3 separate regions of the Mus musculus genome follow, and regions 1 and 3 are each linked to region 2. Evidence: chromatin loops called from intact Hi-C (ENCODE). Cell type or tissue: left cerebral cortex. All regions are shown on one strand. Region 1 holds the start of Tfb2m (transcription factor B2, mitochondrial). Region 2 overlaps Cnst (consortin, connexin sorting protein). Region 3 overlaps Smyd3 (SET and MYND domain containing 3).

Evidence for each region. Hi-C counts contacts between places; a loop is a spot of excess contacts. Peaks named below come from ENCODE experiments on the same cell type or tissue, not always from the same donor. Only the 100,000 strongest peaks of a DNase experiment are listed, where the experiment ranks them.
Region 1: it touches region 2 in a loop (2.7-fold over the local background); 12 of 42 quality-filtered maps call a loop at or near these places.
Region 3: a loop joins it to region 2, with 3 times the contacts of the local background. A loop is called at or near these places in 31 of 42 quality-filtered maps.

Annotation. Positions count from the first base shown.
Region 1 is chr1:179,542,332-179,550,331 of GRCm38, reverse strand. Tfb2m (transcription factor B2, mitochondrial) reads left to right here and starts at 4,056. Exons shown (of 8, transcript NM_008249.5): 1 at 4,056-4,510; 2 at 5,346-5,434; 3 at 7,875-8,000. The coding sequence starts at 4,201. It overlaps Cnst (consortin, connexin sorting protein), which reads right to left and starts at 3,803. Exons shown (of 11, transcript NM_146105.3): 1 at 3,716-3,803. In left cerebral cortex, a CTCF peak has its summit at 3,674; DNase peaks (open chromatin) are centred at 3,610, 3,974, 4,321, 4,634 and 2 more places; H3K4me3 peaks cover 2,486 bases; H3K27ac peaks cover 1,486 bases.
Region 2 is chr1:179,621,415-179,629,414 of GRCm38, reverse strand. It overlaps Cnst (consortin, connexin sorting protein), which reads right to left. Exons shown (of 11, transcript NM_146105.3): 10 at 6,513-6,648; 11 at 1,942-4,416. The coding sequence ends at 4,211. Among named protein-coding and RNA genes, the nearest start is that of Sccpdh, 43 kb to the left of the region's middle. In left cerebral cortex, CTCF peaks have their summits at 4,850 and 5,559 (motif pointing left); DNase peaks (open chromatin) are centred at 4,856, 5,576 and 6,596.
Region 3 is chr1:179,507,447-179,515,446 of GRCm38, reverse strand. The region is part of intron 1 of Smyd3 (SET and MYND domain containing 3); the gene reads left to right. Among named protein-coding and RNA genes, the nearest start is that of Smyd3, 6.6 kb to the left of the region's middle. In left cerebral cortex, no CTCF peak of the experiment used is centred here; a DNase peak (open chromatin) is centred at 3,343.

The DNA.
Region 1 (8,000 bases), 79 kb after region 2:
CACCTCTTTCACAAAAATTAGTCTGTCCACCTTCTCCAACTCTGCATTTGTTCCTGTAGACCCTCCACAGGCAGCCTTACAGTGTGCTGTTCTATAAAGTCTGGATTCTAGATAGAAAGTCTGTCTCCTGATCAGAGAAGCAGACTTGTTTAGTGTTAAATTATAAGAAGTATTAATTGGGAAGTGTATTAGAACACGGGAGTCAAGACAGGACCAATGCTGGGTCAGGCTGGTCCCCACATGGGGAAGCTGGATTCCATGTTACTTCAGCTCTAAACCATGACATTTTCATCTGAACATGACAGTTTACCACACCTGCTGTGAAGCAGCTCCTGGCAGGTCCCTAGACGATGTGCCAGCAGCTTTATATAAAGCCGCCACACTTCCTTCTAACAAACATAAACTCTGATTCCCATGATTTCAAAGCCAAAATAGCACATCCTCTCTCATTCTATAATTTGCCTAAAAAAAAAATCTACCTCGCTCTTGATAAGAAATACCATGCTGTAGAGGCCCACATCTCCAAACCCATCAGCTATACTTGAAACTGGGTCAGAAAAGGGTCAGTTTCAACACAACAACAGCAGGTACCCTACCTGTTTCACAACCAAGTTCAAGCGTTCCACAGGTCCTTCCCAAGAACACCCTACTCAGTGCCAACAGACTTAGTAGACAAAGACTCTTCCAGCCCTGATACAGTGTTGCCGCACAGGTGTCACAATGACACCCAAGGAAATGACTGAGCCCTCTATTCATCTTCTGATACTCACTAAACAAGCACTGACATCAGCACTCACTAAAGGAGCGGAGTTTGATGTCAACACCGAATAGGAAGAGACTTCTTAGAACCCTCTTCCTGCACAGAATCTTCTCAGTTTGAGAATGGAAGCACTTATAAAAGGGAAGAGAGAGAGAGAGAGAGAGAGAGAGAGAGAGAGAGAGGCTTTTTTTCATGTATCCCAAGAGAATCAGACTCTCCAGGTAGAAAGACATTTTAAGCATCAAACAGCAATGCTATAGCTATGTGCCAGCCAATGAGGGAGGCACTGGCTATAAGTGACTCTTGGACATTTGCAACAGGGTCAGCCCTAATTGAGATGTGCTGAGTGTTAACCACATCAGAGCTGCAGACTTAGCAGGAAATCTTGACAACTACTTGTAACTCTGCTATACAGAGGAGTAAAGCCACTAAGACCATTTCCACCTGGTAAGTGGGACTGCTAGTCAAGTTTTAGAATTATCTTCCACGCCTTTGAATAATGCTTCTCCAGCCTTGAGTCTGATGCAAGCCAGAACTGTCATTTAGTATTTCCCAATTTCAATTCTCATTTAAAAGCTACAAGAAAAAAAAAGAGAGAAACCAGTAGTTTCCGTTCTCAAGCAATCTGATTATGATAACTTAATAAGAAAAATAATTTAAAACCAGCCATAAAGAAACCAGCAGGCACTATTAGAAAGAAAAATTACTTCAAAGGCACAAAAATTGCACAAGATACAAAAGCCCCAACTGCTAAGCAATTTGTGAAAAAAAAAAAACTTTAATTAAGCTTTTCTAAAAATGTAGGTCTAAATGCTGACTCTAAGATTCATTTTAAAAGTGAAATGGACATGGGGTGGGTGCTTTCTGTATTGCTCGAGTACCTGCAAATGCAGACAAGTATACCATTAACTCTATGCAGAGGGAAACAACTAGGCACATGGCAAAGGCCTGCAGTGCCAGGGATGCTGAGTTAACCAAGGGTGGGGGCTCAGGCGGGAAGGCGTTTGCAGAGAAAACATGGAAACCTGAGTCCTGATCCCCAAAGACCCACACCCATAACCTGAGTGCGTGGAGGATGGAGGCAGACGGAGCCGTGGACACTGACGGACAGCCAGCCCAGCAGGATCTGAGCTCCAGGGTCAGGAACAGAACATGTCTCAACAAAACAGTGGACAGTGACAGTCACGTGACATCACACTACACAGGCACACACATGCATACCACATACACAAACAGAAACAGGGAGCTGGGGAGGTAGCTCCAGGGCAGAGCACTCGCCCAGCGCGTGTGCAAAGCCCAGGCTTTGACCCCTAACAAAGAAGGACAATGATAAATATAACTTTCCTAACGCCAACCACTCAAAAGGAAAATAAACCCTGCCCCAAGTTTCCTTGGACTGAGTAGGCTGTGGTCCACAGGCATTGTGAAATTTTTAAAAATGGTGCTAGGTCTGGAATTCAGGGCCTTATACGTGCGAAGTGGTCTACCACTGAGCTACAATCCCCTTGCCTTAAGAGGCTTATTTTAAAAATGAAAAACTCAAGAATATACTGGGTAAGTAAATTTTGTTATTGCTCTGATATTTTTTAAAAATCATTCTGAGGGAGGGACTGGGAGGAGAGGAGGCAGGGGAGGCAAGGATCGTGAGGTAAAGTTAATTAATTATTTAATTAATAAAAATTATAAAAATCATTCTGCCATATTCAATTGTTAAAATATAGCTCTGGGGAGGGGTGCAAGTCTAGAATCCTTCTGAGTTTATCAAAATGCCAATGGGGGGGGGTCACCTTTGCTTTTTTTCTTTTCCTGAGACATGGTTTCACTATATCCTAAACTAGCCCTGAACTCTATGCATCCCAGGCTGGCCTCCAACTGGTGGGTAATCAGCCTCCTGAATGCCAGGAGCACAGACTTTTACCACCATGCCTGGGAAGAATAATTTCAATAAAGAAAGGATGTTAAAAAACAAAACAAAAACTTAACAAAATCAAGATCAGTGAACAACAGTTAATAGCTTCTGCAGTGTACTAACTTACCATGCAAAAAAGGCCATCTTCAGGTGTCAATTCTTTCCGCCCTAGAGTTTCATTAGCTAAGGGCAATCTTGAGGCTACTTGGCAGGTGACACATTCCTGAGAAACTCTTTCCTTGTGCATTTATATGCCAAGCTCAATTATGCTGCCAGCAGAGTAAGCAGAAAGGATTGTACATATTTTAAACTAAGAAGTTGATTGGCCGCAGCTTCCAGCCTTGATGGAAGGGATAATGGGCAAAGCTTTGAGTACGATCCCCAAACACCGAAATCACTCTCAAAGAAAAGGATCTTCTAACACTGCCAAAATTCCCATTAGAGTATCCTATTTTTAGTCTTTGCAATCGGCCTTTTAAATTGCATTCTACGGTACAATGTGCTTAACTAAGTTTACACAGAGAATAAGGAAGCTTCCTAAGGCTTTAATCCTTTTAAACATGGGAAGGAATTTTAAGCTTTCAAATATTAAAATTTTTCAGCCTGAAATTTCAGTCTTGCAAACATGCATATTAAAAAGAAAAGGTAAATCTTGGCCCACAGGGAGGGAAAGAAGGGAGGCACTCGGCGGTTCCTGACAACCAAAGAGGTAGCTGTGGAGGGGAAAGAAGGTATATGGGGGCAAATAAAAGCTACCCGCAGGGAAGCTGGCACAGGCGACGGGCCACCGAACAGAGACACCGACGCGGAGTAGAAGCTGCCGGGTCCCCGGGGAGGGGAGCGCGCGCGGAGAAATTGGCGCGACGCGCGACAACCGCGTACCCGCAGAAAAGCGGGGAAAACAGGAGATCCGAGAGGGGGCGGATGCGAGAGGGACCCGCTGCAACTCCGGGGAGGACAGCGCCCGGGGAGGAGCCAGCGACTCCCCACAGCTCGGCGGTCGCCGCCAGCCGGCTGATCCCCTGCAGCCGGGCTGCTGGTCTTACCTGGGCATCCGAGGCAATGCAAGGGCTACCGCCGGGCGCCGGGTCTGTTTCCAGCCCCGCGCGCTGACATGGCGGCCGACGAGCTGTCACACCGCCGGCTCGGGTCTCCCGCGGCACTGGAGGATCGGACACCTCTAGCCTTCCCGCCCCGCCTCCCTCTGCGCAACCCTCCCGGCTGGCGGCCGGACCGAGGAGCATAGAGTGCGAGACCGCGGCTAGAGAGGAAGTGCGGAGGGCGGGCGACCATAGAGTTCCAGCACGGACACACCCGGAGAGTCCACGCACAGGAGCCTGGGGGCGGAGCCTAGGCGGAAGCGGAAGCGAGTGAGCAAAGGACTGAGGCTAGGTCGTTCGCATGCGCCATTCGTAATGTTTACTTCCGCCCGGCCTAGTGTGGTGGTGAAATGTGTGCACGTGTGATGGGGTGCTCTGCGTTCTTCGCAGAGGCTACCTTAACTGGTGTTTGAGGTGGACTTTAGAGGAGGATGAGGGGACCGGCGATGCGGCTTCCCCCGCGGATCGCGCTGTCAGCGTTGGCCCGCGGCCCATCTTGCATTCTAGGGTCCGGAGCGGCGACGCGGAAGGACTGGCAAACGAGGAACCGCCGCGGCTTCTCTGACTTCAATATAGAGCCGTTGCCTGATTCTGATTTGGAGGAGTCGTCCCCGTGGACATCCAGGAATCGATCGGAGCCTACGCGTCACATAGCATGTAAGAAAGCGGCCAGGAACCTGGTACGGGACCTGCTGGAGCACCAAAACCCATCCCGTCAAATTATACTAGAGTGCAATCCAGGTGAGTTGAACAGAAGCTTTGCCCTTAGCGTTTACGTGCCCAATATCCTAAATTAGTGTTTGTTTATTGTGTATGCGCGCGTGTTTAGGTCAGAAGACGACTTAGCGAGAGTCAGTTCTCGCCCTACACTTGTGATCTCAATGATTGAAACGAAGTGTTCAGGCTTTACGCCAACCGCCATTGCCCTCTGAGCGTTCTCATTGACCCTGAATTGTATTTTTTTCTTTCTTAAGCATCACTTCTTACTGACAGTCATTTCGTTTAGACTTGACAGTAATTTTTATGGCTAAACATTCAAATAGTCCGTGAGTAAGAGGTAGTCGCAATCTTACATACTATCTTATATACTTGTTTTTCTTCTAGGAAATAGTGACATTTGTTAGGACAGTAAGTGTTGCTGTCACTGACAGACAGAAGGCTGTACAGCTTACCTGTTGAGATGTTGTGGGTTCAAGGTAACTGCCTAATCATAGTTTTCTATATGCAAAAAGAATGTTATCTGGAAACATTGTGTCGTTGAAGCTTGTGTAAAGTCGACTTTGAAAGTGACTGTGGCCGGATGCAATGGCACACACCTTTAATCCCAGCAAGAGGCAGACTGATCTGTGAGTTGGAGGCCATCGAGGTCTACAGAGTGAATTCCAGGACAGCCAGAGCTACACAGTGAGATCCTGTCTTAAAAATAGAGGAAGAGAAAGACACACACACACACACACAGAGAGAGAGAGAGAGAGAGAGACAGACAGACAGACAGACAGACAGATAGAAATGGAGAGACAGAATCAGACAGTATGTTGTTTATTTTGCAAATAAAGTTTTTCTGTTAATATACCAGGTCCTGGAATCCTGACTGGGGCATTACTTAAAGCTGGTGCCAGAGTGGTTGCCTTTGAAAGTGAAAAGACTTTTATTCCACATTTGGAGGTATATTTTTATGTTCCTAAAGTAATATATCTATAAAGACTAGGACCTGTTGAGTGTTCCATGCTTGTTGAGTTTCTGAAAGCTTGGGAGTTCTGAAATCTCTTTTCTAGTTCCTACTGGGGCCCCGAAAATGATAACCTCAAAGCATGACTCATTAATAATAAGTGAGTATTTTGGAATAAAGGACAGTTGGAAGCCCTCAGGTGTAGCTTCAGGAAGAAAGTGTTTCTGCCCTCCTGTTCTTCAAATCAAGCCCTAGAGAGCAGAACTCCTATTCTCAGGATAGACACAGAAGCTAGGACCACCTCACTGCAAAAGAAATGATAGGCCTGAGAATTACTGTAAGCTTTCTGTGTGAGAACTGCCTTTGGCCTACCTTGATTCATAGAGGATCGGGAGTTCTTTTGTCAGAAGCGTTCACCCTCTGCCCAAGAGGAACGAATGACAAACGTAGAGAGCCTAAGAATCTGAACGGAGCGGCCCTGGGTCTGCTTCCACCTTTGGTTGGTTCAGGTCACACCCCTTTTATTCCAGCTCATCCCCACAGAGCTGCCCATTCTCCATTGACTCTCAGCGTGAAGTTGGACACTTTCTCTAGATCTACATAGGAACACTTGTTACATAGGCTCCCATTAATTTGTGGTTACACTTTTCAGTTGTTAATCTACCTTTTGTTAAATGAGTGTAGTTTATTCCCTTAAGATCAGGAGGAACTATGTCCCATCTTACCTTCCTATACAGTCTAGCTGAATGATATATAATTGGTCACTAAGCTCATGTCCCCATCTTCAGTACTGTGCTGTGGCTCTGCCCTGTGTGAACTTAACTTTCAAGAGTAAGTGCTAAGGTTAGGTTAATGGTGGTACACTGTTCTCTCTGAGTTTACTTAGGACTTCAAGTGAAACCAAAAAGGGTTGAGATGGATAAGCACAGTTGCAGAATGCTGCTGTTGTTGTTTTTTTTCCCAAATGATTGTTTCAGTGTTTCTGAGTCTTTAACTGACAGTTAACCATTAGAGAAGAAATTAATTCAGGAAACATCTATATCAGGTTCCTGAAAGCAAGAAGAAAGAATGGCCTGAATTTAAAGGTGCTGCGAGACAACGAAAATCTTGTGGAAATAGCTACAATATCTAAAGATCAAACTGTTTAAAAATGAAACTTTGGAAGGTTGAGTTGTTTTTGGCCGTTAGTGGGGTTATGCTCATGGTAGAACAGCTAGTTGGCCTAGCACAAACAAGGCCCATGGTTAAACCTGGGTGGTGAGAGAGAGCCTGGCAGGTGAAGTGCCATGCACCTTTCATTCCTCAAGTCTGGTGCAGAGGGAGGAGAGTGAGAGCCATTGGTTTCAAGGCTAACCTGGTCTATATTTGGAATTTTAGACCAGACAGGACTACATGGTGAAACACAAAATAAACTGTTTTGTAATTGACAACATTGAAGAAAAAGAAGAAGGAAAAAAGCTAGTAGACTAAGATTGGCAGAGCTCCTTCTGCTTCTGCCTCCCAAGTACCTGCAATCCTGGCATGCGGGAGACAGAAGCAGAATCCATCACCTAAGAGTTGGAGGGTAGCCTCATCTACATAGTAAGTTCCAGGCCAACCAGTGCTACATAGTGAGACCCTACCTTAACATTCCCCACACCGTCCAAAAGAGAGCCACCTTTACAAACAGCTAAAGCATCATCAACAACAATAAAAAATTTAAAAAAGAAAAGAACAAGAAATTTTGTTGGTGATTTTTTTTTTCTGGTTTTTTGAGACAAGGTTTCTCTGTGTGCCCTGGCTGCCCTGGAACTTGCTCTGTTAGACCAGGCCAGCCTCATCCACCTGCTCCTGTCTGCTGAGTGCTGAGATTAAAGGTGTGCACCATCATGCCTGGCTTGGTTTGGTTCTTAATGTGCTGATGGTTGGATCACAGAGCCTTGTACAGCTACACGAGTCCTGAACTACTGAGCTCCCCGGCCACTGCAAGGTTACCTGTGTTTCAGACATCTTTTCTTAAGAAAACTGTTGTATTTGATCATTTCTCATGCAATAGTTGGTTTTTATTTCCTTTGTTAGATTTGAGGTTTACTGGGACTGTTTACATCTTCATGCAAGATTTTTGAATTGTTTGATTTGATTTGAGTTGCTGGAGAGCCTCCTTGTTTGTTTGGCCAGTGTTCTACCATTAAGCTTTATAATGCAGTCCAGCTCTTGGATTTTGTGGACCAGATCTCACTATATCATAGAGATAGACTGGCCTTAGTGTTATTGTGTAACTCGGGACCTTCTTGAATTTATAATTCTACTGCCTCAGTTTCATGAGTGATAAGATTTCAGGCCTGCCCCACCAGCTGTTGTTATTTTTATTATTGTTTCTTATTTTTTGAGGTAGATCTTAAGTTGTCCCATGGTGCACATGATGATACATTTCTAATCTCACCACTGTCTCTTTAGCCCTTACAGAGGAACATGGATGGAGAGCTACAGGTGGTTCACTGTGACTTCTTTAAAATGGATCCTAGATATCAGGAAGTAGTAAGACCAGATGTGAGTTCACAGGCAATATTTCAGAACCTGGGA
Region 2 (8,000 bases):
GAGACTGCAAGTGCGTTTTCACGTGGGATCCTGAGGTCCTTGTATTTACTGGCCAGGCAGGTGCTTTACTGGCTGAGCTGTCCCTGCCTCTCTGACTCTGTCCTAGCAACTATTTTCTTTAAAAGATTTTGGACATAGTGGTGGACTAGCAATAGTGACTTTAGCTTCTTGGTTTTCTCACTGTCTTTATCTTGTTTCACTATTGGTCTCATAAAATGGGCCAGCAGTACTTTTTTTTTTTTTAAGAGCATTTTGTGCCCTGAGTACTTCTTAAATGACTGCCATATTGACTGGCAACACTCTCTAGCCCTAGTTTTCCTTGTGAGGTGGTTTTCAATTCAGGGCAATTAAGACTTTACTTATTTATCTGACACTGTCTTGTGCACAAGGGGCAAACAAGCACCAGCCTGAACCCTTCTGTTTTGAACAGCAAGCTTTGGCTGAGATGATTCCCACTGCTAGAAACCTGCCTGCTACCAACTGAGCAGTGCTCACAGCGGCTGTGATGCAGTACTGGTTACATAGTAACCACCAGACCTTTGGCAGTCAGGAAAGATGGCTGCTTGACTTTCCTATCAGCTGCTGTGAGTTCCTTTATTCCCAACAGTGCAGAATGAAAGAACTTGAATTTCCAATCCTCTAGGTAGCACGTTGTTACCTAGTTTCTTTTTGGTTCCTTCTTTACAAATACATTCCCTTATCAGACGCAAGCTCTTTAAGCCGAGTGGGGCCCCCAGCCCTCTCACTGTGCTTACAGGGCTGGCAATCTGATGTGTGTAAGGGGGCAGAAGGCAGCAAACACGAGCTGCTCAGCACCAGACACAAAGCCACGCCCAGCTTACTACATTGCTATTAAAGTCCAAAAGCCCCAGAGGCACTCGTACAGTCTCTGCAGGTGCAGGTCATGTGAGGGAAACAGAAGTGTAGTGGAGCCGAGCATCACCAAACCTGTGGCTTAGAGATGTACATGTGCTTATTCAGACACAGAATGCATCAATGTCAAAATACTACAAACGCCACACAAGATCAACTGTGCCCAAAGCAATGAGAGCTTACAGAGGTCTGCCTGCTAGCAGTAGGATGAAGAACCCAGCCTCTCGAAGGGGATGAGCAGGGACGGAGGGGAACAAGAGTGTACCAGGTAATGAAGATGCTCAAAATGCATTATCTACACGTATGCAAGTGTCATAATGAAACCCAGTATTAATAGATGCTAATAATGAAAAATAACCCGCCTATGTATGGGGAGTGAGTGTCACAAAGGCCAGTGTCAGGAAAGGAGGTCACCAGCCGAAGGCTTCTTTGGTCTCCATTTTCCCTCTGTTCAACACCCACCGCCCCACCCTGGCCCCACCCAGTCCTTCCTCACTGCTCCCCTTAGGCTATGTTGTCCTGCCATTCAGGAGACCCAAATCACATCTGCCCTTGCAAAATAAGCCTGACCTTCAAACTTCAGCTCCTCAGCACCTCTCACACCCCAATTCACAGACTGATAAAATCAGACTCTGGACTTGATTTTCAAGTCTAAAAGGATGCAGCACTTGAGAGTGGAGCCTGGTTACTAGTCAGGCAGAGAGGTATTTTAAAAGCTGAGAACTGTTACTTAGGGACGTTACGATGTCCTCAAAATAGAGGTGATAAGATGGCTCAGTGGGAGAAAGCGCTTGCTCTCAAGCGCATGACCTGAGTTTGAGCCTCTGGACCCTAATGGTGGAAGGAGAGAAGCGACTCCGTTAAGTGTTCTTCTGACCTCCACATGGACACTGTGGCACAATTGTGGTCCCTCCCCAAAATATGTGAATGTAATTAAAAAAAAAAAAGACTTGCTCCAAATAGCTGGCATCTCCTTCAGGGACTGGCCCGACCTCTGGCATTATAGTTTGCTTTCAAGCACGTCCCCCAACACCCAAAGGGTTCAAATAAATTCTCGGAGACATTTTGTTGGTGTAGATTTTAAATTACAAGCTTGATTTGACACCCTCAAATACAGTTCTTCAGAACTCTAGGTATAAATAGTTGTCAGTACTTTCAAATGAGAGGAGGAGTGACATTTCAGCATAGTTGTCTGATGCTTGTACGTAGGATAGCATCCTCTCACCTGCAGGGGGATACTCCAATTCATGCAATAAATGACCATTACAGGTTTCAAAGGTACCCTAGGTTTTCTAGGTGAGAGTTCACACCCACTTTAGGTCACGAGGTCAGTCTGCTCCCGATCACTCTGGTTCCCCGAGTGGTGAGCACCGGCTCCTTGGATACACAACTGGGTCACTGGTTAGCCAGGTATCATTTCAGCCCTTTCTTTTACTGGATTCTCCCAGGAAACCCAGGGTTTTGGAAATGTGGCCAAGGTGGCTGAGAGGCAAATACAACATCAGAGATCACACGGGACTCTGAGTGACCGAAAAGAGGTGAACAGGAGGGAGATTTGAACTTTTCTTGACATAAAATTGGCAGAAACAAAGATCATCAAATCCCCGCAGCTAGAAATCATGAGGGTGAAATGTCTGTGTATCGAGAGGAGCCTGCACAGATGACCTCGCTCGTGGCTCCTATAGAACCACTGTTCCAGGATGATGGGACCTATGTTACATATGATATGAATACAAAGTCTTAAAGTTTATAGTAGGACATTAAAATAATCTTCTAATAAAATCAGCCTTAGGTATAACGAATCTAAATTTCAGCATTCTGTATACTTCTAAATAAATAACTCTGATCTATACCCATCGAAAATATTACAGTTTATGGTGACATAAGAGATAAGCCACGCAGTATTATAAGTGAAAATAAAAAGTCAATTTCAAAATAAGTCTAAAAATACACGGAGCTGAAATGGTATAAAATCCAAACACTAAGCATCTAATTAAATAGGCAGCGGTGGGATGAAGGAATGCAGGCTCAGCAGCGCACGCTCAATTCATAAAAAAGCTCCTTAAGTTCACACTCCAAATAAATAAGCAGAGACACAAAGGAAGGTACTGTGCCAGCCAGTAACACCTGCAAAGCCAGTTTTCTCCTTCCTTCCAAACGATCCCGACAGGAAAACAGAACATAACGGTCACTTGCTAAAAAACTATAATTCATGATTTTTAAAAAAAGATGTTGCCTCGAATATAAAAAGTCAAAGGAAGGCCTCCTAAACATTAGATCACTGTACCGCAAATGAGGAATGGCCACCTGGTGACAGAATTAAACAACACTAGACATTTGTCTCTTTAGGGTATGACTGGATTTCTGCTTCATGAGCCCATGAAGCATTCTAGAATGAGCCCACGAGAGGAACACATTCCATACACCTAAGCGCACGGCCTGAGAGTACGCATACACGTGGTAGTCTGCTTCATTCGTCAGAGTATGGGTTTACCTGCCCTAAACACCTGCACAGTGGCAACCACTCCTTACTCAGGATGCTCTCCTGAGGCTCTCAGGACATAACAGACACTCAGTAAGTTTCTCTTGAGCTGCGCACAGAGCCCGGCACTCATCTCTTGAGGCAGCATAGAAGCCAGAGTGAACTCTCACCTGGGACCTGGGAGTTCTGTCCCTGTGCCTTTGGGCCTGTCAAGTTCATCGACACAGGTCTGTCAGTTCTCAACTCGGGGCCAACATCTCTACAGTTTATCTAGTTCACAGGTAAGCCTTCTCCAAAGAGTTGTGCCTGCACATTGTCGTCAAGTTAAAAGAATAAAGGTCATCTTTGTATTCTATGCTGGCTATCCACTTGTGATCACTGCTTCAGACCACCCCTGCCTCCGCCCCCCACAACCATTTTGCAAATGGAGACCAGAATCTAGAGTAATGCCCAAGGCTTAAATCACACAGTTCCCGAGATTAACTAAAAAATGGCACTGAAGCCATAAGATAATGCTCTCTGATGACAAAGAAACTTATTGCATGATGGTGGGAAGCAATGGCTGTGGAGCAAGACTGTAAACCAGGAGTGCCCTTTAGCCCTCAGTGTGAGCCCCACATGACACGGGGAAGCAGCAAGGAGAGGGGCCTGCTCGCCATAGCTCCCTCTCTCTGTCCTCGGTGCCTACATCTGTGTTCCCTGGGCTGCTGTTTAATGTTGCTGTTTCTAACGTTCATCCTTGGGTCCTTGATGCCAGGGAGCAGGGATGTCTCATGACTTCTGAGATAAACGCTGTCGGGGAAGTCTGCATCTTCTTTGTCTGTCAGCCGTCTGTCACGCCTGCCACGCTTACTGCTAGGAGAGGTAGACCCAGTGTTTCAGCCCTGCCACCCCCTGCAGCAGCTTAGTGTAATAGAAGTCCACGTTGTCGGCAAAGTCCGTGCAAACAGGTGACTCAATGTTGCCCAGGGTGCAGTAGAGTGCAGTTCCTCCAACACTGAGGAAGACAGTGGCTATGCACAGCAAGATGAGCAGGATGCAGGAACCACCACCAACCTCATCTGCAAACAGGAGAACGGGGTTAAACTATCAGCAGGCTTAGCTCAAGTCTCTTCACGGGTTCTTTTAATCACAGTCCTCCGATGCCTGCTAATCTAGGCTAGCGACCTAGTTCATCTCCTCCCACTTTCTCATCACCGTGACTCCTCCCCATCTATGGGCTCTGATCTGTGGACCAAATGTTCGGAAGAACTGTCTGCACTAAATATGTACTATTTTCTTACCACATCCCCTTAAACAATACCACATAGCAATTATGTACAGATTATTTAAACTCACGGGATCTGATATATAATCCAGAGGTGACTTCAACTACTGAAGTTGATCCAAGACATTTTTTAAAAAGAAGAGTAAGGAAGGATGGGTGAGATAGCAGAGTTGGTAAAGGAGCTCGGGCACACAAGACTGAGCGCAATCCCTGGAATTAACTGATGGTGGCAGAAGAGAGCCAACTCCAGAAGTTGTCCTCTGACCTCCATACATACACTGTGACACAGGTTTGAGATGCACAACAACAGTAGCAGCAGCAGCAGCAGCAGCAACAACAACAACACCACAAATCATCAGTGTCCAAGAAAGTACACAGGAGGTGTGAGCAGAGTCCCTGAGAACACACACTGTCTTATACAAGCGCCCTGAGCATCTGCAGGTTTTATTATTCAGGAGTCTTGGCTCCTGTGGTACATGGAGGGATGACGTTTGGATACCATTCAGGTATCTGAAAATGTCACTTTTGCTTAAGCAACATGCATGATGGGCTGTGGTGGGGACAAACGTGAGCTGCAGCTGAGCCCCCGATACGTGGCTGATACAGAGATGAACTGGAGTGTGAAACAGACTCCTGCTTTGGAGGACAGAGTGAGGAGAAGAGGGAAGTTTCTCACCAGCAACTCTCTAGTCCTGACCATGTTATATTTTTGATAAGCTCTGTTAAATGAAATATACCATTAAGACAGGTTTCATATACTGTTACTTTTGTTATGTGGCTGTCATAAATTTAGGATCATCCATGAGCAGCTGGAGAGACAGCTCAGCAGTTCAGAGCACTGACTGCTCTTCCAAAGGACCCAGCTTCGAATGCCAGGCACCATACAACAGCTCTCAACCCTCTGTAACTCCATTTCCCCGCAGATCTGATGCCCTCTTCTGGCCTCCTCAGGCACTGCATGTATGTAGTGCACAGACATATATGCAGGCAAAATATCCATGCACATAAAAAAAATTCTAAACACCCCAGTTACCTATGAGCTTCCACATTACACTTCTAGACACAGTGCTGCCCCGAGGAAGGGTGTGGGCTGGGCTCTTTAGGAAGCTCCAGGCGGGAGTGAGGTTTGCCTATGCACTGGCTCGTCAGTACAACAAAGATTGCAAGACTCTTGACATCAATCCATACACGGTATCTACATGTTTTTCCTCGACCTTACTGGCAGAGAGGTGGTTGTAGTCTGTATTTTAAGAAGGATAAAGCTGAGTAGCTTGGTGAGGGAGGAGGTGGCCTGAGAGTTCCAGACCTGGGTGCACATGTGTGTGGTCAGGTTAGAGAAGTCCCCTGGGGTCAGGGGAGCTGTGCTGATTACACACGAGATGCCAGGATAAAATAAAAACATTTCTGAGGCCCATAACAGCATCGCCTGAGTGCCAGCCAGGGACAGAGGTGCTCAAGGGCAACTGTGCTGAGCAGCTCTTGGGAGACGCTTGGCTTCTGTACAGAGTGCCTCACAGAAAAGGAGGGACAGTAATGTGTCACTAAAAACAAAATAAAAATAACAAGCCCACAAGAGAGAGAGAAAGCAAGCAAAAAGGGGGGGGGGGAGGGAGGGGAGGGGAGGAGAGGAGAAATATATATATATATATATCCGAGGTGAGTTTTCAACCTTGACTTATTTCTGGGTTGGTGAGACTACAAAGACTATTTTGCAACTCACTCATTTATTTCGGCAAAAAAAAGGAAAAAAATTTAAGATATAACAGAGAAACTTTGTTTCTCTGCTAGAAGATAGTGCAACTGAGTCTACACACCCTTACAAATCCTGCTGGCAAACTTCGTGTCACCTGACTGTCCAGCACTCCCAGACCCAGGGCTGCCGGGGCGCACCTTGCTCCAGGTTGTCGTCTATTTCCTGGAATCGCACTCTGCGCTTAGCCGGCTTCTGCTGCATCTGTGCAGGATGGCTGCCTACTGTGTCATTCCTCTTCTTCAGTATGGACACCAGCCCTTCTGCAGGAATGGCCTGTCAGAGAGTGGGAAAACCAGTGGTTATGTGGAGTGTGGGGCGTATCTGGGACTTATCGGCGATTATGTTACACGTGCAACCACAGAGCACCATGAGAGTGACTTATACTTCCATCCCCCTTTCATTCATCCACAGGTTGGCTTGCTTGCCCCTCTCTCCCTCCCTCCTTCCGAGCCAAGGTCTTTCCCAGGCTAGTCTTGAATTCATGGCAATTTTCCTGTCTTAGCAGAAGTCTGGAATTACATGCATGACTTACGTCTAGCTTAGTGACAGCACTTAAGATACGGTAGCAAACTTAACATTGAATGAGTTACCTTAGTACCTCAGAGAAAGTACACACAGTACTAAGTAATCTATAGTCAAAATCTTTTGGGGAGTTTTGTTGTAGAATCTCTCTCGGCTTTCTATGACTCATTCTGTATGCAGAGGATAGTAAACTATATAGCCCGCAGCCCCCTGGTTCTTCTTTCCCCCATGCCCCCAACCCTCTACAGGCCACCTTTACTTCACAGTTCAAGAAAGCTAGGAACTTGCTATATATAGCCCAGGCTGGCCTTGAACTTGAGATCTTCTCTAAGTCTCCTGCTCGCTACCATCCCTAGCTGTATTTCACTGTTTTTGTAGATTTAACTGGAAACTACCCAAGTTTTGCATAGCTTTGGGGGAGCTTTTTTTAAAAAGATTTATTTATTTATTGTATGTTTGTGAGTACACTGTTGCCATCTTCAGACACACCAGAAGAGAGCATCAGATCCCATTACAGATGGTTGTGAGCCACCATGTGGTTGCTGGGAATCGAACTCGGGACCTTTGGAGAAGCAGTTGGTGCTCTTAACCACTGAGCCATCTCTCCAGCTCTTTGCGGGGGGGTGGGGGTTGGGGTGGGGGTGGGAGGCTTTAAGGCAGAACTAAGTAGTTGTCACAGACTATAAAGCCTAAAAGACCTATTTATAGTTTGGTGCTTTACAGGAAAACACGAGGCAGCTTTTCAGCCTCCACCACCCATGTTCTGACTTTCACACAGGCTACCTTCCTGTGTCCTATCTCTTACTTATAAACCACGACACTAGCTTGTCATTTGGGATCAGAAGCTGAGAGAGAGAGAGAGAGAGAGGGAGAGAGAGAGAGAGAGAGAGAGAGAGAGAGAGAGTTTGAAGAGACAGGAGGGGATGTAGCTGCTCACTTGTGTACACCCCAGCCCACGGGGAGCAGGTGCCTGCTTGTTTCATACTATAGATGACGACATGGGTGGGCAGTGTGGGCTCAGCTCTGTGGATGTCAGCCCTAGCTGTAAGCTAGGACTCCCTGTAACGTCATTTATCTGATCAACGGCAGAGTACTTAAGGTGA
Region 3 (8,000 bases), 110 kb after region 2:
TTGTGGAATACATTTTCCTGTTCTTCTTCTTGTACGTGGAGTTTGTTTGTTTGTTTATTATTCACCATCACTTATAAAGTGAGAAGAAGGTGTTGTATTGTTGAGTTTTTGTGTTCTAATGCAGAGCAGACATAGCTCTCATTTTGTAATATGAGTGTCTGGCAGGATTATTTTGCAAACTTTTTTTCTTTTTCTTTTTCTTTTTTTTTTTGAGACAGTGTCTCACTATTTGCTCTGAACTCACTATGTACACCAGGCTGGCTTCAAATTCAGAGATCCACTTGTCTCTGTCTCCTAAATGCTGGGATTAAAGGCGTTTGCTACCATGTTCTGTTAACCTTTCTGTCTTTTTTTAAAGATTTATTTATTTATTATATGTAAGTACACTGTAGCTGTTTTCAGACACTTTTTCTTCTAATTCTGGTCCCGCTTGCTCTGGTCCAAAGATTTATTTATTTATTTAATGTGAGTGTACTGTAGCAGATATCATTATGGATGGTTGTGAGCCACCTTGTGGTTGCTGGGATTGAATTTAGGACCTTCGGAAGAGCAGTCAGTGCTCTTAACCCCTGAGCCATCTCTCCAGCCCCCAACCTTTCTGTCTTTTATTTGACTATTATATAATTACCTAATAAAACATGGACTTTGAGCTGGGCATTGTGGCGCATGCCTTTAATCCCAGCACTCGGGAAGCAGAGGCAGGCGGATTTCTGAGTTCGAGGTCAGCCTGGTCTACAAAGTGAGTTCCAGGACAGCCAGGGCTACACAGAGAAACCCTGTCTCGAAAAACCAAAAAAAAAAAAAAAAAAAAAAACCCAACCCAAACCAAACCAACCACAACAACAACAAAAACAACAAAAACATGGACTTTGCAACATTTATGGGGAAGGGATAAAAATAGAACAAATGGTTACCAGGTTCTATTTGCTTTTTTTTTTGCATTTGATTAGTGCTTTGGTTAGCACTAATTTATAAGTCTATCTGTCTTATTTAAGTATTTATAAGTCTATCTGTTTGTTTATTTTTAGACAAAGTTTTCTGATAGCGCACTATGGCTTGTTGTTAGCTATGTAGCTGAGGATAGATGACTTCGGCTCCTTATCTTGCTTCTAACTCCCGAGTGCTGGAATTATAGGCATGTTCTAGTGTGTCTGACACTTTCTTTGTTTGCTTTATTTGTCAAGACAGTGTTTTTCTGTGTAGTCCTGGCTGTCCTGGAACTCACTCTGTACACCAGGCTGACCTCAAACTTGAATATGTTTCCTAGTATCTCTTGTTCTTCTCCTTTAAGGAATGGCTTCTGGCTTTTCATGTAGTGAATGGAAAAGACAATAAAGAGGCTGAGGCTATGGCTCTGAGGTAGCGATTGCCTAGCAACTTGAAAGAAAAAGATAAACTTGTGACTTGCAATCATGTATACTGTTTTCCCTGCTGTCGTACACATTTTTAGTTTGCTGCTGATACAAAAGATTGATTGTACAATGAGTTTTGTTTACTTTCAGCTTATGTTGGTTAAATGCAGCATGTGAAATTTCACTGTGGGGTCTGGAGAAAGAACCCAGAGGTAAAGAGTACTTTCTGCTCTTCCAGGGGACCCAGATTTGATCCCTAGCATCTTTGTCGTTTGGCTCACAATCACTTGTAATTCCAGCTCCAAGAATTCATGTCTTCAGCTCTCTGCAGGTATCTGTTCACACGAGACACACATACACATAGGTACACATAAGTGAAAATGTTATCACACAAGGCACACGTACACATAGGTGCTACACACAAGTGAAAATATAAAACTAACTCTTGACTGTATCACCTTGCATTTGTAAGTCTCCTTACCATGGTACTGACCAAAGTCTAACCTTTCTATTCTAGCTTACAAGGCACACCGCAGATGGAAATTGTTTATGCTGTAAAGGGCCAGTATTTGGGGGATGGTTTAGAAAGGGCCATGTTGCCTGCTGCTCTATCAATACTGACTGTGGACAAACTCTAATGATAGTTCCTTCTATAAGTCAAAGAGCATTTCATGTGTTACTAAGGGTTGGAGCTTTGTGCCTTTCAGGAGGGAAGTAGGACTTGGAAGTGGGAAGGTCTTCCTGCCTTTGTGGATTGTGGAGAGAAGTGTGCGAATGTAGAGAATGACCATGTTGTCGGAGTTACATGCTCCAAGTGGTCTCCTCTGGCTGACATTCTGTGGTTATGGGGGTGTGTTAAATGGACTGAGGGACAGATAATAATGGTACAGTTTGGGTCTTCATCTCTATACTTTCTCCTCTTTATTTGGGATCTTTTTTCCTTTTTTTTTTTTTTGTAGTGCTGGGGATAGAACCCAGGGCTTTACACATGCTAGGCAAACAGTCTACCACCAAGCCACACTCCCTCACCCCCAGCACTATAATTTAGTGTCATGAGAAGAGAAACTCTGCTTGCCATAGCCCAACAGTGGTAGAAGGCAGTGGCTACACAGGGGAGCCTCTGGGGCAAGGGATTCTGAAATGCTCTCAGTGAGATGGATGGAGGAGGTTAGTGACCGAGGGAAGAGCAGGCATCAGGACAAGGGACTGTGTGATGGGGACCCTTAAGTCAGGACTGTGGACACCAGGGATGGGAGCAAAATGATGTCCCAAGAGACAAGATGGCACCAGTCCAGCAAGAACACAAGGTCACCACGTTTGAGTTGAAATGTATATGTCTTCGCCATAATGGCACTGCAGGACGATGGTCTAGTAAGATAGTGAAGTCTTTCTGGACCTAGACTGCAGGCAAGGGCAAACAGCTCTGTGTGGTGTGGTGAGATGTGGTGTGAGAGCAGGCAGCAGCAGTGATTAAAATCCAGTTCATTGGCACATGCCTTTAATCCCAGCATTCAGGAGACAGAGGCAGGTAGATCTCTGAGTTCAAGGCTAGCCTGGTCTATGTAGCACATTCTAAGCCAGCCATAGTGAGACCCCATGAGTTCTAGAACACACCACATCATATTCAGGAGAGAGATTACAAAAAACAAACACACAAAACCAGAACATTGAAACAAGCATTACTTTCATTGCTAGAGAAATGGCTCAGTGGTTAAGGGTGCCGGCTACTCTTTGAGAGAGTCCCGGTTTGATTCTCAGCTCCCATGAGACAGCTCACAACAGTAACTCTGGGCCCAGGGAATCCAATACCATCCTGGCTTCTGCAGGGGCACTTGACGTGTGCATGTGATATACAGACATATGTGTAGGCAACTCCCTCCCCCGGCTCCCCACATAAATACTTTTAATGTGATACATAGACATACGTGCAGGCAATCCCCCCTCCGCATAAATGCATTTAAATTTTTTTTTTAAAAAAGGTGTGAGACAGCCAAGGAAGTGGTTGCTAAGTGACTCAGACTTAGAAGGTTCAAAATAGTTTTCTAGGAAAGAAGAGGGAATCGCCTGCTGAAACGTGGGCTTCATGTAGAGTGTGGCAGGACCAGTTAAAACCTGTTGTTTAACCTCTGAACACTTCCTAGTGCAGTGCTTTTCATTCTGCCGCAGTTGGCAGCTGCTGGCTGGATTGACCCAGATGTTGGGTAGCTGTGATGGGTGGGGAGAGCAGAAGGAACTTGAGGCTAGGCTGTAAATAAGAGCCCACAGGATGGTTACAGCCTCTGAGCTGGGGATGAGGCCAGGAGGAAAAGAGTAGGTTATGAATGTGGTGGAATTACACAGTTAAAGGTCCTTTTAGTTGTTTAGGACAGGTCTCGTGTCACCCGGACTGACCTGAATTGTATAGCCAAGAGTGGCATTTGACTTCTGGTCTTCCTCCCTCTGCCTTCTACCTCCTGAGTCCTAGGATTATAGGGATGTGCCACTGTGCCTGGCTAAAGGCCCTTCAAAAAAATATATGTATGTATGTATGCATGCACATATATATATACACACACATATACGCACACATATGTATGTGTATGTATACACACATGTATATATATGTATATATTTATTTATTTTGTGTGTGTACATGTTTATGGATGTATGTACACATGTGTGTGGATGCCAGAAGACAACTCGACAACTTCGAGTGGCAGTATCTCAGGCACTGCCATTGATTGATTGATTGAGTGAGTGAGTGAGTGAGTGAGTGATAGGGTCTTTCACAGGCCCTGGACTTACCAAGTAGACTAGGCTCCCTAGCTACTTCTCTTGCTCTGAGATAACAAGAATGTGCATCATTCCTGGCTTCTGTATAGGTAGGTCCTCAGGGACTGATCTTAGCTCTTTACACTTGCAAGGCAAGCACTTAACCAGTTAAGCTGTTCAACTCAGGCTAGTCTGGAACTCCAGATATCCTGTAGCTGACCTTGACCTCCCGGAAGGCCTGCCTCATCTGACCCCAACGCCGTGATTGTGATTATAGGAGTCAGCCTCAACAGCCTTCTCTTCTGAGCTTGGTGGTCTTTGTTTTTCCTTGCCTAGTTTTTGTTCGGTTGCTGTGAGGCGATACCAAGAGCAAGATAACTCACACAAGGAAGCAGTTAATTGGGGCTTGCTTACAGTTTCAGAGCGCTGGTCCATGATCATGGCGAAAAGCAGGCAGGCATGGCCCTGTAGCTGTAGCGGACAGGTTTACATCCTGATCTGTAGGCAGCAGGCCAAGAAGGGAGGGATGGGGGGCGGGGGGATGGGACAGAGGGGAGGAGGAAGGCAGTGAGCAGAGACAGATAGACAAAGCCCCTCTCCAGTGACACACCTCCTTCAACAAGGCCACTCCTCCTAGTCCTCCACAAACAGTTCATCATCCTGAGACTAAGTACGTGAGTGTATGAGCCCATGGCGGTGGAGGGCGGGTATTCGCATCCAAACCACCATACTTTATTGAAGATTTGATATTGACAGTTACAAATGGTCACAGAATGGATTGACTTGAAGTGCTAATCTGCTTAGCATTATATGTCTTAGGGGCATGCATAACAGTTAGAGGGGAACAATTTTTGAAATGATCACACATCTGAGAGATCGAGGTGTTGGGTGAATTTTCTAAATTAAGTTACCAAGAAAGGTAGGTATTGTAATGAATAGTTTAGTTTAGCAAAGGTCAATTCTCACACTGGCTTGCTACCCCGAGTGGAAATCGTGAAACCTGGTGCCCCTGACTCCTAATGAGTAAAAGACATTCAGAGCGTGCAGTGACTGCTCATTGATTGAGATCACTGGTTGCTCCTGCAGAGGACCTGGGTTTGGTTCTCAGACCGATGGAGCAGCTTGCAACTCCCTGTAACTCACTTCCAGGGTTTCTGACTCTCTTCACCAGGTACAAATCCATATTTGTATGGAAAACTACTGAGAATTAAAACACACACACACACACACACACACACACACACACAGAAATGTTATGTGAATATGTTTTCATTTCAAATCCCAGGTGTGGGATATAGGGCTGCTTCAAATTGTCCACAGCAGGTGACTATGATTTGCCTCATGCTCTAGCAGGGGTATGATATTGCCAACTGAGGATAGTTTATGTTTGGAATTCTGGGAACTCTTGAGAGGGTACGACAGAGCCCCAAGAAAGGCGGCCGCTGCTGGAAAAACTTAAATAATAGAATGAATATATCTAAAACTTATTTTAAAAGAAACATCAGGGGCTGGTGAGATGGCTCAACAGGTAAGAACATCCAACTGCTCTTCTGAAGGTCCTGAGTTCAAATCCCGGCAACCACATGGTGGCTTACAACCATCCGTAACGAGATCTGACTCCCTCTTCTGGTGTGTCTGAAGACAGCTATAGTGTACTTACATATAATAAAAAATAAATAAATCTTAAAAAAAAAGAAACATCGGGCGTGGTGGTGCACACCTTTAATCCCAGCACTTGGGAGACAGAGGCAGGTGGATTTCTGAGTTCGAGGCCAGCCTGGTCTACAGAGTGAGTTCCAGGACAGCTGGGGCTACACAGAGAAACCCTGTCTCGAAAAAAAACCAAAAAAAAAAAATCATTTGAACATCATTTGAGTTTATATGATAGCTAATTTTGTGAAGTTTGTTAGTGCTGGGCACAAGCCAGTTACTGACTTCGTATAAACTCCTTTTCCATAAGGAAGCCCTGAAGGCAGAGGACTGGTAGAATCATTTCATAGGCTATACTTGTAGCGCTGTTTTGAAATCATGGCTTGGGTATTCCTTGTAATGGCTGATGGGTTTATCTGGGGGTCCGAGACCTGTGAAGGAATGAGATGGAGTGACTGGTGACTAGTGGGTAGAAAAGGACACTGTGGACACGAATGACTTCCAGGCTTCCTTGCAGGTGACGGTCATAATTCCTGTTGTTTTGCTTATTTTCTTTAGCAAGGTGGTTTGGGAAAGGGCCGCGTGGCTGAGCTCTGAGCCTGAAAACATTTGATCCATGTGAATGCCACAGCCGAGGACATTGTTATCAGACAGGAGGACCTGCTCTGTACACGGCAGTAAGCTTTTTTCCATTTCCAGACTGCTCGATGCTTGCTCCGGGTGCTCAAGAAGGACATGGGACAGGGGGTAGAGGATGGTGCCTGGAAATCAGTGTCCTACGGACTTCTCCAGTAGTTAATTAATCCTGGGCTTGCAAATGGTGAGACCCCCAGGACCAGCCAGCTCCCTGCTGTCAGTTTGTATTTCCTCGCCCCTGCCATGGAGACATCAGATTTCTTCCCACTGTTCTGTTGCCCACTGCTGCGGTCTGTGCTGCTTTGACTTATGACTGCTATTGGAAATCTCTGTGAGCAGTGCCGTTCTTGTTCTCCTCTTTCATGGGATGGCAGTAGCCAGCTAATGCCTGTGGTGGCGGCTGCTCTTCTTGTGTGCTGTCCTTTGACATAGCCCCTTTACATGCTGGAAAATTTATTGGAACAGATTTCGTAGGAAGATGCTGCTGAGTAGTAAAAAAAAAAAGCTGCTGAGCACAGTGTTTGATTTTGAGATAAGGTCTGTGGCCCAGGATGGCTTGGAAATCACCATGTGGTCAAGGGTGACTTTGAACTACTGATTCTGCTTCCACCTCCCAAGTGTTGGCAATCCAGGCCGCCTATACCACCATATCTGGTGTAAGAGGTTTTGTTTATGTCTATTAATATTTACAGCATAGAGAAATAAAAACTGATACATTGCAAAACACTTATTAAAACATACTAATTTGAAATAAACTTTCTATTTATTTATTATTGAAGGAGGGTTTTATGTGCTCCAGGCTGTCTTCTAACTCCTAACTAGCCGAGGATAGCCTTGAACTCAGATCCTCCTGACTCCACCTTTCAAGTTCTGGGATAACAGATGCATGCTACCATGCTTGGATTACAAACTATGTTTTCTTGTGGCTAGAGAGATGGCTCTGGACTGAAGAGTCTTTGTTCCTCTTGTAGAGACCAGAGTTTGTTCCCAGTACCCAAATGGGATTAACACACAACAGCCTGTAACACCCACAGTCTCCAGGTGATCCAAAGCTGCTTTCTGGCTTCTGTGTGCGCATGCACACATGCATGTATACACCCATGCTGTCACAAATGCATAAATAAAAATAAAAGGTGTTTTCATAAAGAAATAAACACAAACTGTCCTTTTTCTTTTGTTTTGTACTTTTGAGATAGGATCTCTTTATGAAGCCTTAGGTGTCTTGGAACTTGCTATGTGGACCTGATCTCTCAGAGATCTGCCTGCCTCTTCCTCCTGAGACCTGGGATTAAAGTTGTGGGCTGCCATTCCTGTCCTATAAATGTTATCTCCCGAGCCATAAGAGCTTTAGTGAGAGTGAGGGAGACGAAGACAGGATTGCTGGAGTCCTCCATGCTGAGATCCTGTCTTGAAAGGAAGAAAACCGAGGCAGAGTGGGTAGCATTTAATGAAGCATTCCACAGGAGTCAGCCGTGGTGCACGTCAGGGGGAGGAGGAGGGGGAAGGGGAGGAGGGAGAGGGGGAGGGGGTGGGGGGAGGGGGAGGGGGAGGGGGAGGGGGAGGGGGGTTGGGTGTGGAGATGATTAATCCTGCAGGTTTGAGTTGGATGCT